2 separate regions of the Mus musculus genome follow, and region 2 is linked to region 1. A link is a loop called in an ENCODE intact Hi-C map of the cell type or tissue named here. Cell type or tissue: gastrocnemius. All regions are shown on one strand. Each heading gives the region's core, and the rest is flanking DNA. Links, peaks and the distances in the headings are about the cores only.

Region 1 (8,327 bases), core at 47-8,046:
TGGGGAGATGTGTGTCCGCCACCAGCTGCTGAAACTTTTGCTGGCAGACCACCAGCTCCTTTCTGCATGCCCAGGCATGCCTGGGGGCTGCTCCCAGGCTGCTGTCTCCCTCCCGGCTCCAGCCTTCAGCTGTGGCACCGTGTGTCCCTGTCATTAGCAGAGACAATGGCCTCCCTGGCAGCTGGGCACAGTTCTTGGCCTTTTTTCTTTTCTTTTCTCTCACTTTTTTTTTTAAACTTCAGAGATGGAAACTGCTGATAAAGTATTTCTAATGAACAAAAACTGATGGTGATACCCAGGGCTGGGAACATGCCTAGGTATGAAGAGGAGATCTTGGAAAGGACTAAGGGGAGAGTGTGTATCTTTCCATTGCGCAGTCTATGAAGCCCCCAAGTAGTCATTTCTAGGAGGTGGGCAGTAAGGGGTAAGCGTGGATCTCATCGCCCTGCTTCCCCTGCCGAGGAACCCAGGAATCTCCTGGGGAATGTGCCAAGGGAGGTCGTGGGATTGTGGAGAGACCCAGCTGTAGTTCTCTGAAGACTCAGGGAGTTCGGGTCCTTCTCTTAGATTTGCCCTGTTTGACCTTGGGAACACTAGTGTCTTTCCTTTCTGGCATGATTGGGTAGGAAGGGCTTTGAGGTCCTGTTTTTTGGTTGATGATTATTTGTGAGGCTGGCCTAAGGGTAAAGAGCTTTGGGCATTGCACCCAGGAGCCCCCGAGACTCACAAGTTCATTGCTCTTTCTCCAGATGAGCAGGGCTCTGTTCTCAGTGTGGAATCAGTAAACGTGGACTCCCTTCCTGTTCTCCAAAGCCTTCTTCCGGTCTGTCTTCCTCGTGAGTGGGGAGTCCACTGGGAAGTAATAGACTAGAGTCCTGGTTCTGGCTCTGCCAGAGCAGCCTGTGTCCTTGGTGGATCCCCCGCTTTCTTAGCCCCAGTTTCATTTTCTCTAAAGTCCAGTGCTGAGCCTCCTTTCTTGCCTGATCACACTGCATGCGCCCCTCCCCCAGCCCGAGCCTCTTACCAGCTTTGTTGAGGGTGTGATTCTTAGCTGCAGAAGCCCTGAGGGTATAGTTTCCTTTCATGTTGGGAGGGAGAGAAGCAAGATTTTTTTTTTTTTAATTACACAGCTAAGATTAGGCAGCAATCTACATTTTAAAGTGTTATTAATAAGAATCTAAAAGTGTTGGAAGAAGCTGTGGTGTTTGAATGTGGAATGAGTTGGGAAACATCAGCAGAGGCACTGGCCTCAATCAGGGCAATTTCTTAGGGTGCTAAGTGGCTTCCAGGTGTGACCACCAGGCTCATGGACTGTTGGACCCTCTACCCTTGAACCCCAAGGGTCGGCAAGCCCAAGGACCCAGAAAAGACATCATTAAGCCTGATGACCTGAGTTCTTCGGAGCAGGGCTCGTGGCCTTTTGGCTTCAGAGAATAATAATCACAATGTCTCTAACACATGTACTGTGTTTGGACTTTGCTAAGTGCGTTAGTGTTTATTGCTGCCTTTTATCATGGGCCTGAGGGGTAAACCAGTGCTTCTGTGTGGGTTGGCCAAGGCTTTCAAGTTTAGGGTTCTTCCTTAAAGAGAGGTGGCATTTGAACACCGTAGAACGTATACATGTATCAGATCTCATGTGATACCTACAAACATTCACGGTTTTTATGTCAGCCAGGCAAGCAGGTTTTAAAGAACTGAGGAGGAAGAATGGCGGGGGAGGGAGGGAGGGAGGGAGGGCAGAAAATGGGGTGTGCCGTAGAGAAGCTCATGCATGTGGCTAGAAGTTGGGGCTGGCCTGGGTTTTCTCATGCTGCCCGTTCTCTGTTCCCACTTTATGTCTGAGAGGTTCATTAAACAATTCCCCATATGTATGTTTTGTGGGCTTAACGGTCTCTCTCCCTTTGGAATGGGAGCTTCATGTGTTCAGAGCAGCACTTGGGACAGAGTAAGTGTTTATTCTGTGTCAGTGTTCGGGGGCCACAGCCCGTCATAGTGGGGGACAACATAGTGGCTGGGTCTGTACTGTGGGAAGCTTTCAGCGCAGTTACATCTCTGTGGACCGGGAAGCAGAGAGATCTGCCCAAGAGTTATACCTTCGGGCAGTGCTATACCCTCAAAGCCCCCAAAGCCGACGGCACAGTGACCTGGGTCCTTCAGCTCAGTCCACAGTCTCCCAAGACACCCAAAGACTAAGTGTTTGAATACATGAGTCTTGGGGACACTGCACATTCAAACCAGACCACTAAATGAGTTAGGACTAGGGTTTACTCCATGGCCTTCCACGGGTTTGAAGGTTTGCTCTCTCTTGTTTTCGTTTGGGACCGTATGTGTTGCAGTTGGGCCTGCAGCGCAGTCTGGTCCATCACGCCTGCTACTAAAGCCAGTGGTGAAAACGAAATTAGCGTTCTGTAGTGCCTGTGTGTTGTGGGACTCTGAGCTCTATCATGTGGGCTAAGAATGAAGATTACTCCATAGCCTGGTGTTCTCTGTGCCTCTAGCCCAGGTAAGTGCCTTGGGGACCCTAAATAACCCGAGGAAGAGGCCGTATGCCTAAACGAACAGTGAATCTGGGGTCAGACCGGCCTGCATGTCCTCTGAGGACAGTGACTAAGAAAGCTGCCTTTGCTGCCAGGTGACTGAGACCCATCCTCTTGTTGCTAAGACAGGTGCTGGCTCGGAGTCTAGGATCAAACCTCTCCCTGGGTTTTTTTTTTTTATCTTCTTATCTCAAATTTGAGGGTCAGTCTACTCACTGGGTGCTTCTGTGGATTACGTGTGGCAGTCTGTATGGCCAGGAGTGAGTGCCTTCAGAATTTTTGCTTTGATATTACTGATGCTGTCCCACTTGTTAGCTGTGTGATTTCGAGTAGGTCATTTAACCCATGTGACTTGTTTGTCTGTAAAGTGGGAGTCACACGGATCAGTGTCACCAACACAGAGCCCCAGTGTCAGTGCCCCAGCTATCCTAGGCTGCTGTGTAGCCTAGAATGGCTTTGAAGACTGCCCGTTTTGCCTTCAGCTCTCTTGTGCTGGTATTTTATATTGGGGTTACAGGCATGCCCTGTTTTTATGTGTTGAAGGTATCAAACCCAGGGCTGCATGCATGCTAGGCAAATACTCTGCCAACAGCTGGGTCCCCAGACCGAGAGTCAGTCTATTCGGGATAACTAAATTCTTCCCAGCTGCTCTTCGTAGGGTTCCCTTTCCTTTGTAGTTGAGAAGACCACAAATGAAAGTTGTCTTCTTATATTAACCCTTCTTATGTGATAATTGTTCCTAATGTGACTTTGGGAACGTGGGAAATTTTGCTAAAATTAGGATTTATCATTAACTCTCAATTTTTATTTGGATTATAAATTATAAAGTTGGCCTTTGAGATTAGAGAGAATGTCTCATTTTATGACACTGATTGATCAGCCTGAAGAATCTCAAGGTGTCAGTAAAGGTAAATGGCATGCGACTCATTTGACCTTGGGAATTTTTAAGCCACCATTATTGAAGTTTTATAAGTTTTATACCTGCATGTGTCTGAGACGTCTGTTTGAGCCCTCTCATTTTATGGGTGGTAAAGCCAGGCTTTAGAAGAGAACGGGCCTTTTGGAGGGCAGGCAGCCCAGGGTCAGGATGCAGGTCTCACGTGTCATAGACCAAAGCTTCCTCCCCTCTGCTCCTCTCCTTCCCCTCCCTTCTATTCCCTCCCCTTCCTCCTCCCTCTCTCCTTTGCCCTCCTCCACTCCTTCCCCCCCTTCTATTCCCTCCCCTTCCTCCTCCCTCTCTCCTTTGCCCTCCTCCACTCCTTCCCCTCCTTTCTCTCCTCTCTTTGCTCCAGCTCACCTCGCTTTACAGCTCCTCCCCATCAGCCTCCTTCAGCCTCTGTTTTCCCAGCTTTAGTTGATGGGTACCATTGGCTTCTTATGTACCGCTCACTATGTAGAATCTCAAAGGAGGAGGAGGAGAGAAGGAAGGAAGGAAGGAAGGAAGGAAGGAAGGAAGGAAGGAAGGAGAGAGAGAGAGAGAGAGAGAGAGAGAGAGAGAGAGAGAGAGATCTGAAATCTTATGATGGAGCCTCGTGTGTTCCTCTTCATGATGTTAGTGGCTTTGACTCTGAAACCGTGCTTGAGGGGTGGGGCGGGCTGAGAAGTTTTGATGAGTTGCTGGCAGCTGTGGGTATAACCATGGGCACCCTCGATCAGGCTATGTCACTCAGTTTGGGAGGATAATAGTGACAGTGGCTCACATTGCCGTATTACCACTGCCTTCGTCATTGTTGTGATTCATTTGTTGTTCTATTGCTGTGGAGAGACACCATGGCCAGGGCACTTGTGATAAGAGAAAGCATTTAACTGGGGGGGGGCTTGTTTACAGTTTTGGAGGTTTAGTCCATTATCATTACAGCGGGGAGCATGGTGGCAGGCAAGTGCTGGAGCAGTCATTGAGAGCTACAGGCAGAGAGAGAAAGAGAGAGAGAGAGAGAGAGAGAGAGAGAGAGAGAGAGAGAGAAAGAGACAGAGAGACACACAAGAGAGACAGAGAGACACACACACAGAGACAGAGAGACAGACAGACACACAGTCAGACAGACAGACAGACTGACTCTAGGCTTGGCATGGTCTTTTGAAACCTCAAAGCTGTACCCTCCCCCCACTGTCCATTGCTACCCCAAGTAACACACTTCCTCCAAAAAGGCCACACCTCTTAATCCTTCTAATTCTTTCATAAAGTTCCACTCCCTGGTGACTATGAAATTTAAGTATATGAGGGGGGCATTCTCATCCAAACCACCACGACCACCATGGGCTGCCAGGGTGGGGGTGATGCTGTCTTTACCATTCTGCAGATGGGATAATAAGTTAGGCACACAGATTGTTGGACCAGTGGTTGACAAAGCCCTGTGGGGTGAAGGAGAGATGAATGGAGAGATGGATAGATTCCCTTAGGAAACAAGTATTTCTTGAATCCCAACCTTGTAGCCCATTCCTATTATGTTTGGCTTTCTGGAGGAGACAGACATTAACCTAGCAGCTCCTCTAAGGCACATGCACTTCTCTGCTGACATAAATGCTCTCAATGCTCTGAGGAGTTTCTCTAGGTTGCTGCCCAGACACATCTGGTCTGGGTTAAGGCATGAAGGGAAACAGGAGTTGACTAGGTGAATGCAGTTTAGCTAGACCTTGGGGGAGAGGATGGCACAGAGGATGGAGGCCTATGAAAACATCAGGGCGCATGGGATGGAAGCTGCTTAGCTTGCTTGCTCGCTCCCCTTTGCCTAACCCAGGGGATGATGCTAGATGAGTCTTAGGTGATGTCTTACCGTTTTTTTTTTTTTTTTTTTTTTTTTTTTTTTTTTTTTTTGCTTTGATAAAATATCATTACAAAAGCTACTCAGGGGAGAAAGGGTTTGTTTTAGCTCACAGTTCAAGTTACAGACCATCATGGGGAAGTCAAGGCAACAGGCACTTGAAGCAGCTAGTCACATGACACAGAAAAGGTGGGCAAATGTTCAGCTTGTCATCATCTCCATTTGATGTAGCCCAGGGAAAAGTCCTGCTTACAGAAGAGCAGAAGGCCACCCTTACCTTCCAAGGGCTCAGCCTGAACTCACTCAAAGTCACTAGAAAACAGCTGATTACACTCAGAGCATCACAGAGAGGCAGTGACTTTTTTTGTGGGCTCATTCTAGAAGGGCTCATGGCTTCCTGGGTATTTGAGTTGAGAGGGCTGAAGAGAGAGGTTGGGAGGCCTGGTCTTTGCCTGAGCCGTGGGTTTCCGTTGGCTAATGTGGAGTTCTTATTATCAATGATGGTCCGTTCCCTTTTAAGATAGATTCTGTAAGGAAAATGTGACTGCTACTCTCACCCATCTCTCTCTGTCACTCCAGGACCCACTTCTCTGGAAGCAGTGCCTCTTTCTGAGGAGCTCGGTTGTATTGCAGTGCTTCTGGAAGCAGCTACAGACATTGAACAGTGTCCAGACAGTGCTGGGGTGGTGGGGGATGGGGCAGGGTGGGGTGGTGCCAACAGAGCTTTACCACCCCCACCTGTCTGCACAGGGCTTCCCATCCCTTTTTGTCTTTGTTTTAAGACTGGATCACAATGGGTAGCCATGGCTGGCCTAGAACTCACTATGTAGACCACACTGGCCTCAGAGTCATAGATCTGCCTGCTTCTGCCCTCCAAGTGCTGAGATTAAAAGGCATATACCACCCCATCTGGCCCCCTACCCTCCAGCTTTGTACCTGGTTATCTTTCTCCCTCTTCAGGCTATTTACCGTTTGGCAAAATGTTTGCAAAAGGTCCTGGGACAATTAACCAATAACAATATCATCCATCATGACCTTTATAGCCGAGACTCCTGTTCTCCCATCTTTGCACTTCTTCTATTTTTAATGCCCCCGCCCACCTAGGTATGAAATCTCAGTGTGGTGGTTTCTCTTTCTCCTTCACATCTAATGTAGGATCAAGCCCTGACAATTTTTCTCTCTTTCCTTATTTTTCTTCCTATGACTACAACCCCAATGAGGCCCTGGCTTATCTGTTTCTAGGGTAGTTTCTTTCTTCTCACTAACACATCTGAGGGTTGGGCCCAGTACCAGGTCCCATCAGTACCTCTCTCCCTCCCTCTCAGGACTGGGTGGAGGGCCAAACACTGCAGTCATCGTGCAGAGGCGAAGTGCTTAGCACAGTGCCCAGCGTGCTGTAGGTGCTGTGAAGTGACACTTCAGGACACAGGCAGTCCTTTGCCAGGGGGTTGCCACCCCAGGGATTCTTTTCAGGAGGCCCCATACCCGCTTAAGTCCTGTAGTCTGCCCAGGTCAAGTTGCAGTGGCCTTTACAGTAAACCTGAGGGTCAGGGTGCGATGTGAGTCTTACCACCTCTTTCTACTTTCCTTACATTCTTTTACATTTTCTAGTTTTTATCTCTCTATACACGCACATGTATATATGTATATGTATGCATTCTATACAGGGTCTCACACTAGAACTCCTTAGGTTGCCCACCAAAGCTTGCCTGGACTTTAAACCAATCCTCCTGGCTGCAATTACAGCTATCAGCCACTGTCCTGGGCTTATCTTGTATATTTTAAAATAAGGACACATAGCCAGAATTTATAAATGTAGAGAACAGTGTATATTTTAATAATGTAACTGAAAGTACATGTATTAGCTCGAAAACCTTATCACAGAAAGCAACTGAATTTAGGAACCAGGTGAGAGCCAGGCCCTTCACCTGGCCTTTTCCTGTGCCAGGTGAGCCTGGCTGTCCTGAAGCCCAGACTGCCCCCTGGGACCCTCCTTCATAGTCCTGCTCCAGGTGGAGCCTGTGGGTCTCTCTCTTTCTTGCTCCTGTCACATCCTCCTCATTCCCTAGCTTGTTTCTTACCCACAAGTGCACCTTAGATGGCATTTGTCCCCTCACCAGAGGCATTCCCAGTTCCAGCTTGAATGGCACCCTCCCTGGATGCTCTCTGTGGTACTTAGTGCCCGCCCTGCCTCTGCTCTTTCTTATGTGCCAAGACTTCACTCAGTGCTGTGGTTCTGTATCTCTTCCATGTGGATTCTTACATGGCCATATTTTTAAACTAGGTCTCACTTGCTGACTTCATTTTGAGCTGTTTTGGCATTTCTCACTCATTTATCATTTATCTGTAGACACATACCTATACTTTTTAGATGACATTAATATGTCTATTTTTTAATCACAGTAATGTGCAATTCTTTACTCCACGGAAAAGGTTCATTTCCTAGCTCTGTGATCTGAATCTTCTTGTGCTTGACAGCTTAGGGGACATGTCTATCTGCTGTGCATTAATGAATTTTTTTTTTGAACATGGGTTATTTTCATTCACTCCAGGTGACATAAAGTCATGGTCTATGTGCTGAATGCAGCTAGAGTCCTGAGCTCTGTGTGGCCTTCTGCTGGGTCCTGCTGGGGAGTCACTGTGAGGCATACAGAGCAGGGCACTGCTTCCTCACATGTGGGGCCATCGTTGTAGAGACCATTAGACTCAGGGGCAGAAGACAGACATCTTTTTAAAAAGACTTTAGAGTGGTGTGTGTGTGTGTGTGTGTGTGTGTGTGTGCGCGCGCGCGCGTGCATGTGTTATATGGTGCAAGTTCCTCTGGAGGTCAGAAGAGAGCATTAGAGCCTTTGGATCTGGATTTACAGGTGGTTGTGAATGCTAGCCTGATGTGGAACCAAGTACTTGTAACCACTGAGCTGTCTTTTCCAGCCCCATGGGTTTAAACCTTGGTCCTATCACCTGCTGCTTGAATTTGATCTCAAGTCGTTTCATTATCTTAGTAATCTATGTCTCTGCCGTGAGGCTC
Region 2 (8,327 bases), core at 197-8,196, 160 kb after region 1:
CCCCCCATTGTATGATTGCAGGTGTTTGGCCAGGCCCTGGAGTAAGTGTTGCCCTAGCATGTAGCAGCTGTCACCATGCCTACTGCTCACACCCACCCTCCCTTTCTGAGCACAGGTATCTATCTTCCCTTGACCCATCTTCCACCCTTGATTATGAAGTCATCGAGCATAACCTTGGTTGGTGTGCTGACTAGTTTTATGTCAACTTGACACAAGCTAAAGTCAGCTGAGAGAAGGGACCCTCAATTGAGAAAAATGCCTCCATAGACTGGACTGCAGGCAAGCCTGTAGGGCATATTTCTTAATCAGTGATTGATGAGAAAGACCCAGCCCACGGTGGGTGGTGCTATCCCTGGGATGGTAGCCCTGGGTTCTATAAGAAAGCAGGCTGAGCAAGCCAAGTGGGGCAAGCCAGTAAGCAGCACCCTTCCATGGCCTCTGCATCAACTCCTGCCTCCAAGTTCCTGCTCTCTCCTGTCTTCCTTCAATGATATGGAAGTGTAAGCTGAATAAACCCTTTCCTCCCCAACTTGCTTTTGATCATGGTGTTTTTGCAGCAGTAGAAACTCTGACTAAGCCGGGTAGCCTGGTGCCTAGCGAGTGAATCCAGGCCCGTAATAAGTCCTTTCACCATGCCCAGACATCATCTACTCTGGGTGAGGTGACTTGGTGGTCATTTGCAGTTAGCCATGGGAGATAGTCGGGACGAGTTAGAAGTGGGTGCTAAGTACAACCTCAGAGCTGCCTCCTGATTGGAGTCCAGAGGTGGGGCAGAGTAGAGGGCAGGCGGAGAGGCTGGTGGCCTTTTGGAAAAGTAGCCGAGGGGGTGCAAGCTTCACCCACAGGGCAGCAAGAGTGGGTGGGTGTGTCCAGCTGTGAATCAGGAGAGATCTGGAACAGAACAGAAAGTGACCCTTCTGTCACGGCCCTAGACACCATGAAAACAGCAGGAGGCAAAATCCTAAGAGCCCCGGATTCAGAATCCAGGACTTTAATATTTCCCCAATCAAGGACCAGCCCCAGAAATTCATTAGCTAAAAAACAGCCCAATGCGAACTCTGGAGCTTACGATCTTGAGTTAACGTTTCACCAGGCTGTGCGGCTTTGGGCTAGTTGCCCCTTTGCACTTCATTGTCTTGGCTGTAATACGGGGTGATTAGACTGTCCCAAGCTGGCATTGGGCAATGTGTGTAAGATGCACCCTACACAGTAAATCCCCGATGTAGGTTAGTTCCCCCTCTCTAGCTGTGGTGCTTCTACAAACCTATCTTCCAGATGGCTTTGTGTTATTCAGTAAACGCTCATCTTCCTAGGAGATTCTTGGCTTCTGTCAACACCGACCTCAGAGAACAGCCCGGGCTGTTTCCCTTCTGTATCCTGAACTCAGAAGAGGATAGTGGTTAACCACCCTCAGTTAGGTGAAGCCTGGGTACCAGGAAGTGGAGGCAAGTTGTCAGGGAGGTGAGAGATGAAATAGATCAATCTCTGCTACCCACCTTCAATGCCCCACCCACCCATAGGATCACAGACTTCAGGGAGGTGACAGGGAGACTGAAGCCATAGAGAGAGCTGACACCTTTGTGCTGGTGGCCTAGAGCAGCATGCTGCCTGCTCTGACCTCATCTTAAAATGCTCAGAGGTTGGCGGTGTAGCCTTTGGGGACTCTTTCCACCGAACATTCTGAAATCACTAATGGATTCGGAAGGGCCAGAGCCTCCATTCTACCCCTCACCCAAACCTGAAAATGAAGATTCCCAGAACCGACTCCACCCTTTCCCAGGTGTGTCAGGCTGAGAGGAGTAGTCAATGAGGTTGTCTCTAGACAAGGCCTGGGAGCTGGCCAGGGCACCCAGACCTGACCGTCAGACCCAGCAATAGTCCCAGCAGGGAAGTGCCCGTGGCTGTACAGGGCAATGAGATGCTCTGACATGGCTTCCTGCAGAGAACCACCAAGATGAGTCACACAACCATAGCAGATGAGCCCCACAGAGCATGTGCCAGACGTTGTGTCAGGGCTTCATCCACCTCTGAAGAGATGCTTCCTTCCCTTGACCCGACGGGATCTGTAGCCCTAACCTGCAAGGGGCAGCATCCACAGAGCCCAGCAGCACCGCAGCTCAGAGGACTACCGTAGTAGCCACACCCACTTAGCAGAACAGAATGGAGAAACAGCCTGGAGGCAATAAAAAGTCAAAGCACTCCTTCAGATCAAAAGTCAGCTCTTTATTTCCAGGGCCAGGGCCTGGGAAGGGGAGGTTGCTGTCTTTCCAGGAAATGTCGCACTGAGAGCTCGAGATGTTGCTATTTTTTTCAACTCAAGCATGTGTTTTTCAAAAATATCATCTTTACACACACACACACACACACACACACACACACACACACACACACTAATTTTAGAATCAGACCAAAGCCAAGCTACTGTCCTCTGTTTCTGTTGGGAAAATACTATATTTATTCGAGATGCAGAAGCGGGTCTCTGCAAACCTCCAATCGCTTCAGAAAAACAAATCTGCTTTCGACTAGACAGAAACCATGTTACAAAATTTATTTCATGCTCGAATCTCTTTGCATAACATTGGGCATGCAGTTTTTTTTCTTTATTTTATTTTCTTTATTTATTTTTTTACTCTGAAGTACTAAATTGCATACAGTGCCAGTTCTCGCCTTGATGAAGGTGGAGGGGAGGCCACCCCTCTGGTGGCCCTGGACTGCAGGGACTCTACATCCTGGCTTTAGAATGACACTGGAAAATCCATATGGTGTAACTATGAACAATTTGTTATGAAACTTGGTCACATTGGAGCTACACACCAAGATGAGAGAATCAACCTAAACTAGCCGCTGTCCGGGTCTTGGGGAGAGGCCCGTTGGGTCACAAGCATGCCAGACAGAGGTGGAAGAGGGTGGCAGTGTGAATTTCCACAATCCTATTCAGAGCAGAGTTCTTGGTTTTCCACGTGAGTGGTGGGCAATGAAGGTGAGGTCAATGTGACCGATGACTGACTGCCGTTTTGGAACCTTTCCTCTAGGTCTTGTGTACAAAAAGCAATCCGCTCTACAGCCCCATCCTTGTTCCCTGACCCCCCCCCCCGCCCCACCCCCACTCCCAGAAATGTACAGGTTTCTACCGAGCACCGGTACAGTTTGACTCCAGACACCATGTGTCAAAGAGTGCTGAAAGAAAATAAGGGACTCTTGCTTTTCTCTCCATTGTTGGTGATGGTTAGGGTGGTCATACAGTCACAGCAGGGGCTGGTGGGCTTGGTTTAGCTGCGTTTTTCTGTTTAACTTCATGCAAGTCATGCTAAGGCTCCCCTTGACCCCCCCTCCCCAAATAAAAGGTAACTTCTAAAAAAAGAAAAAAATGAAAAGAAAGAAGGGCGAATCCTCTACGGTCAGTTACCATGGGCCGTAGAAAAAGCTACGTCCGTCTTAGTACAATGCCTGGGCCACTCGGACTCGTCCGGCAAACCTGCATGGCGTGAATTTACTCTGTCCGAGGGTGAGGAGGGGCTGCAGGTCCACCCAGATGCTTAATAGCCACCAGTGTCCTCGGCCAAGCCGCCTGGTCAAGTCACTCTCACAGCCTCTGTCGGCATATACTTAGCAATGACAGGGCTTTCTTTGCAAAGATCTGTATGTAGAGAATACAATTAACACTTGAGCTCCTCTTCTCGCCGTCCCCTCCCGCTCGCTCGCTCGCTCGCTCTCGCTCGCTCCGCACTTAGTTGTTAAGGAAGGAAGAGGAAAGGCTGAACAGCCGCATGCAGAGGCAGGCAGGTTCTTCTCCAGCTGGCTTGTTTCCCATGCAGCGGACCAGCCTAGCAGCCTCTTTCTCTTCCCTCTTGGGGGGGACAGGTGAAGTCCCTACTTCTGCTCTGCACCTGCAGACCTAAAGGGCTCCGAATCAGCCAGAGCAAAGCAAGTTCTTGTTGCTATCAGGAGCCGTGAGAGCCGGGCTGGATGGACACGGATGGGGCCTTCACCCTTGGTGCCTCCCAAAGAGTCCAGCACCCAAACCCGGGTGGGTTCTGAGACTAGGGGTCACCTATGGATGGGGCTTGTACTCCCTAGAACTACTAGGAAATGGGGTGCTTCTGTCCCACATCCCTCGACTTCTGGAAGCATAGTAGAGCACACATACTCTGCCCTCTTAGGCCACACCGACTGATCCAGGATTCAAGACAAGGGGGTCAGGCAGCCTATGGGGCCTTGCTGGGCAGGGCGCAGCCATGAAGATCGCTTCCCCCTATTCTTCAGGGTGGACCCCTGCTCCTGGGCATTCTACAGGCTTTACCAGGGAATAAGCCAGTTGCAAAGAGAGCAGCAGCCCCATCCACGCCACGGATGGGGCTCCCCGCAAGGCTGGTAGCCCTCTGCCATGCAGCACCATGCAGGAGCGGCACACCGCACTGAGGTCCAGGGGACCTCAGGCAGGGCAAACAAGCAGAGACCAGCCTGAATCAGATCGGCATAACTAAGCAGTCGCGCGCAACCCAAAAGACTGTCCCTCGTCTTAGTGGAGGCTACCTCCCCTCTTCTAGACCTGCCTTGGATTCTTGAAGTCTAATGTTTCCCTTGGGTCTGATTTAACCATTCCTGACACTAGGGTAGTTGACAAAGGCCAGCTGGGACTCTCAATAGTGTGACTCCCCTCTGGCCCACCCTTCTCCCTGTCATGTGTCTGTGTGAGGTGCACAGGAACATGCATGAACCTCCCAGCTAGTCTGCTGCTCTGAGGAAGGCCCAGGCCAGTGCCTGCAGCCCTATGTGGAAGGTTCTGAACGCTTCCCCAGGCAGCCCATGCTAGACCTCTCCAGATCCTGACTGCAAGAACACCGCTAGTCACAGCCTTCACTGGCCACAAGGAGGCACTGACTACCTCTGGGGCAGTAATAATGTGCTTTGTCCATGGAATGAGCTATACAAGTCCTGTTGGCACACCTCGTCTTGGCCAAGTTCTCTGTCTGCCACTCCCAGGATTCTGACTGGCACACCGCTTTACCTCTTCAAGGATAGTGGCCTTGTCTCCCAGCTCTAAAGCCACCGTTCTGTGAAGCCTCCCTTTCCACTGGCCTGCAGTTTTTCTTTAAAGGATACTTCTTCCATAGCCGAACCTTAGACTAAACTTCACAGGATGGTGGCCAAGCCAGTAATCCTCCACAACTAGAGGCTAGGAGAGAACACTTTACCTTTTGGACATGGTCTGCCCCACTGGAGAAATCTGAAGGAGCTGAGACTCCACCCTGCCTCCTTGAGTACCCCTTGGCTTGGGATTACAGACCGTGGCCATCAACCCTGGACAAGCCCCTTTCTACCATTGAGCTGAATACCAACCTACAGCTGCCTGGGCCTTGGCTTCTCTCTGCCAGCTTGCTTCCATCCCCCTTGGAGAAAGAACTCTGACTTCTAGAGGCGAATCTCCAGGGGAATCCCCCATTACCCCCTCAATGTGCCTACCTACCCCTCAGCACCCCTTGCCCGCCGCCCTGCCCACCCATCTGCAGGAGCGCAAGGCGGGCCCGGCCAATGCAGAGAGCTCCAAGTTCCTCTACATACCCTTTCTCATTCCTCCACCAGGTGGGCACGCGTACTCCCCGGTTGATAAGAGGAAGCAGGGTCCGTATCTCTCGCGGGTGCCCGAGCGGGTAAAGGGCAGGCCCTCATCGGGAGTGAGGGCCTGGTCTATGTGGGGGCAGTCTTCGTTCGCCAGCGCGGCCTTCGCCACCTCCCCATTCAGTTTGGAATCTTCAAACATATAAGCAGAAGCTATTGAGACACCGAAAACTGTTTAGTGAGAGGGGGTGACAGGCCGAAGGTGGGGCAGTCGACAAAGGACTTCTTGTTCCTGAGGATAGAAAAGTGGGTGCTCCATGGAAGGGGGGTGCAAGGCTGGGGTGGGCTGCTGACGATGCAGGAGGGAGAGAGAGAGAAGAGACTCCTAGGTTTGCTCAAAGTTTGCAAAAAGATGAATTGGTGATGGGCCTGGCGTGTGGTGCTGGGGTCAGGCACAGGGCCCAAGGCAGCGTTGATGAGACAGAATGATATGATGTATTCATGGGGAGGGGGGTCAGACACACAGCTCAGGGAGAAGACAGACAGACAGACACTCAGAAAGGCAGCCTTTCAGACCCCTCTGCTTCTAACCAGCACCAGGATGCTTCCCAGCAACATCCAGGCCCAGGCCCAGCTAGACCCCACCTGGTCCCCTCCACTCCGGCCATGCGGCTTCTGAGTTTATCCTTTGGTTCCTGGTCTATCCATCCCCCAAGTCTGACCACTCAGCTTGCTCCTCCCACCACTCCATGTAGGACCCAACTTGACCATTCAGATGCCTCTGGCTTCTCTGCCCTCAGAAGGACCAAATCCGGCGCCTCTCTAACTTTATCCCAGACAGACTAGGCTCCTCACACCTTCTCTCCTGTCCCCAAAGGGAAATGGTCTAGTCCCTCAGATTTGCCATCCCTCCTACAGACCAGCCTGGTCATGCATTCTAGACTGTCCCCCATCAAATCCTATTTTACCAAGCTAAGTTTCAGAAAGACTAGACTGGCCACACCTCTGTTCTGTCCTTACAGGAACCCGATCTGAGACTGTACTCTGAGATTGGGCTTCATTTCACAGCCCTCTGAAACTCTGTCCTATACACACACAAGAGGACCACACCTATACCCTCTCTACAGAGACCCAATCATGTCCCTTTCATTTCACGTTCCCTGCACAGAGTAGGCCTGGTCATATATTTCCCTGCCGTCTGATTGCTCTATCCTATCATTCATGCAGATTAGCTTCCCGTGTCACCCCACAGACCCTATGACATCATCCCATCTGCTCTGTCCCCATGCAGACCTACACTGCTGCTCACACACATATCAAGCAGTCCCTCCACAGACCACTCCAGGAGACCTGGTCAGCTCGCACAACAACGATATATGCATATGCATGAGGCTGTGATCATTGGACAGGGATGTGGGAGGGGCTCACATTCCTGTCCTTTCTACCAGTGTGGCTGGCCAAGCAGAGCAAATGGATGTGCGGGAGACGACAGACGCTGGTGGCCTCGGGTGGGTGGATGGGATTTTGGGGCTTAGCTTCTGCAGTGGCTTAAGAAGGAGCCTGGAAGGAGGTCTCAGGGCGACATGTATGGTGGAAGGGGGCAAAATGTGGCCACAGCCAAGCACCCTGGCCCTCCTAACTCAAGAGCAAAGGTTTAGAGGCCTTTAGCACCTGGCAATGGTGGCTCTGACTGAGCTTTGTCCCCCATCTCTGTCCTTCTTGGGGACACTGCTAGTGTAAAGCCCAGTCAAGCACTGCACCTATGGGAGAAGCCTCGTGGGAGAGCCCTTTGGTGAGGGAAGAAACCAACCTGGGGAATGCATTAGGGGAGGCTCTCAGAAAGAAAGCTCCCTTTGACCCTCTCCCGTGATCCTGTTCACATCATATAACTACACACAGGAGTGATCCTTCCCTGTGCGCGCACACATGGCACGCACGTGAGTGGGACCACCACCCGTGGACAGCGTGGCACTACAAAGAGGCAGTCAGTCAAAAGAGAAATGGACCAATCAGGTTTATTCATAAAGCAAATCCAAAAAAAAAATTTCCCATCATAATTTTGGAACTTAAAAAAGTCTGTCGTACAAGACGGCAAGGCATTTCACGTACAGTGCATTCCTTGAAGATCCCAGGGCCTTCGATCCTGATTGACTCGGAACCAGAAAGGCCAGCTATTAGGGAAACTCTGGCACCATGTGACAAGCTGGGGGCTGCCTAGCATATAGGGTGTGTCTGTGGGACACCTATGTGCCCACAGACCTGCATATTCTCCCTTACGTTCCATTTGGCTCTTGTCTCCCTCATGGAGGGTCTGCAGGCTGGGAGGAGGATGCTGGGGAGATGAGAAAGTGGTATGGTGGGGAAGGGGGGGCCGGAAGCTGGGGTCCACATGCCTTGCATGGGGAAGAATGGAGGCTTCCAAGTGCATCTTCTCCAGCTGGCAAAGATGCTCTTGTGTAGATGTCCATAGCCTGCTCTTCTTGTCCAGAGAAGGATCAGATAGTGACTGCTCTTTCCTGTCTCTGCCTCAACAGAGACAGTACAGCCTGAGACCACCCCCTCCTCTGGCTCCGAGTCTCTGTCTACGCGACCCCTGCCCCTGGGGCTCCCACCTTAAACTGGAAAGAGTTTGAAAGTGGGGCAGTCCCTCTTGGGAGGTCCAGGGACAAGGGACAGCCATCTGGGATCTAGGAGGACAGGGTGATGGGCAGTTTCCAGGGTATCCCTGGAACCTGCTTTTTCTTTCTGCCTCAACCTTGAGAAAGGGT

The links. A loop is a pair of places that touch in the nucleus more often than their neighbours do. Peaks named below come from ENCODE experiments on the same cell type or tissue, not always from the same donor. Only the 100,000 strongest peaks of a DNase experiment are listed, where the experiment ranks them.
Region 2: it touches region 1 in a loop (2.2-fold over the local background); 3 of 42 quality-filtered maps call a loop at or near these places.

What each region holds. Positions count from the first base shown.
Region 1 is chr7:46,593,967-46,602,293 of GRCm38, reverse strand. The region is part of intron 8 of Sergef (secretion regulating guanine nucleotide exchange factor); the gene reads left to right. Among named protein-coding and RNA genes, the nearest start is that of Sergef, 42 kb to the left of the region's middle. In gastrocnemius, for the core only: no CTCF peak of the experiment used is centred there; a DNase peak (open chromatin) is centred at 64.
Region 2 is chr7:46,432,582-46,440,908 of GRCm38, reverse strand. Kcnc1 (potassium voltage gated channel, Shaw-related subfamily, member 1) reads right to left here. Exons shown (of 4, transcript NM_001112739.2): 3 at 5,563-5,751; 4 at 2,205-3,637. The coding sequence ends at 3,573. Among named protein-coding and RNA genes, the nearest start is that of Kcnc1, 40 kb to the right of the region's middle. In gastrocnemius, for the core only: a CTCF peak has its summit at 4,873 (motif pointing right); a DNase peak (open chromatin) is centred at 6,935.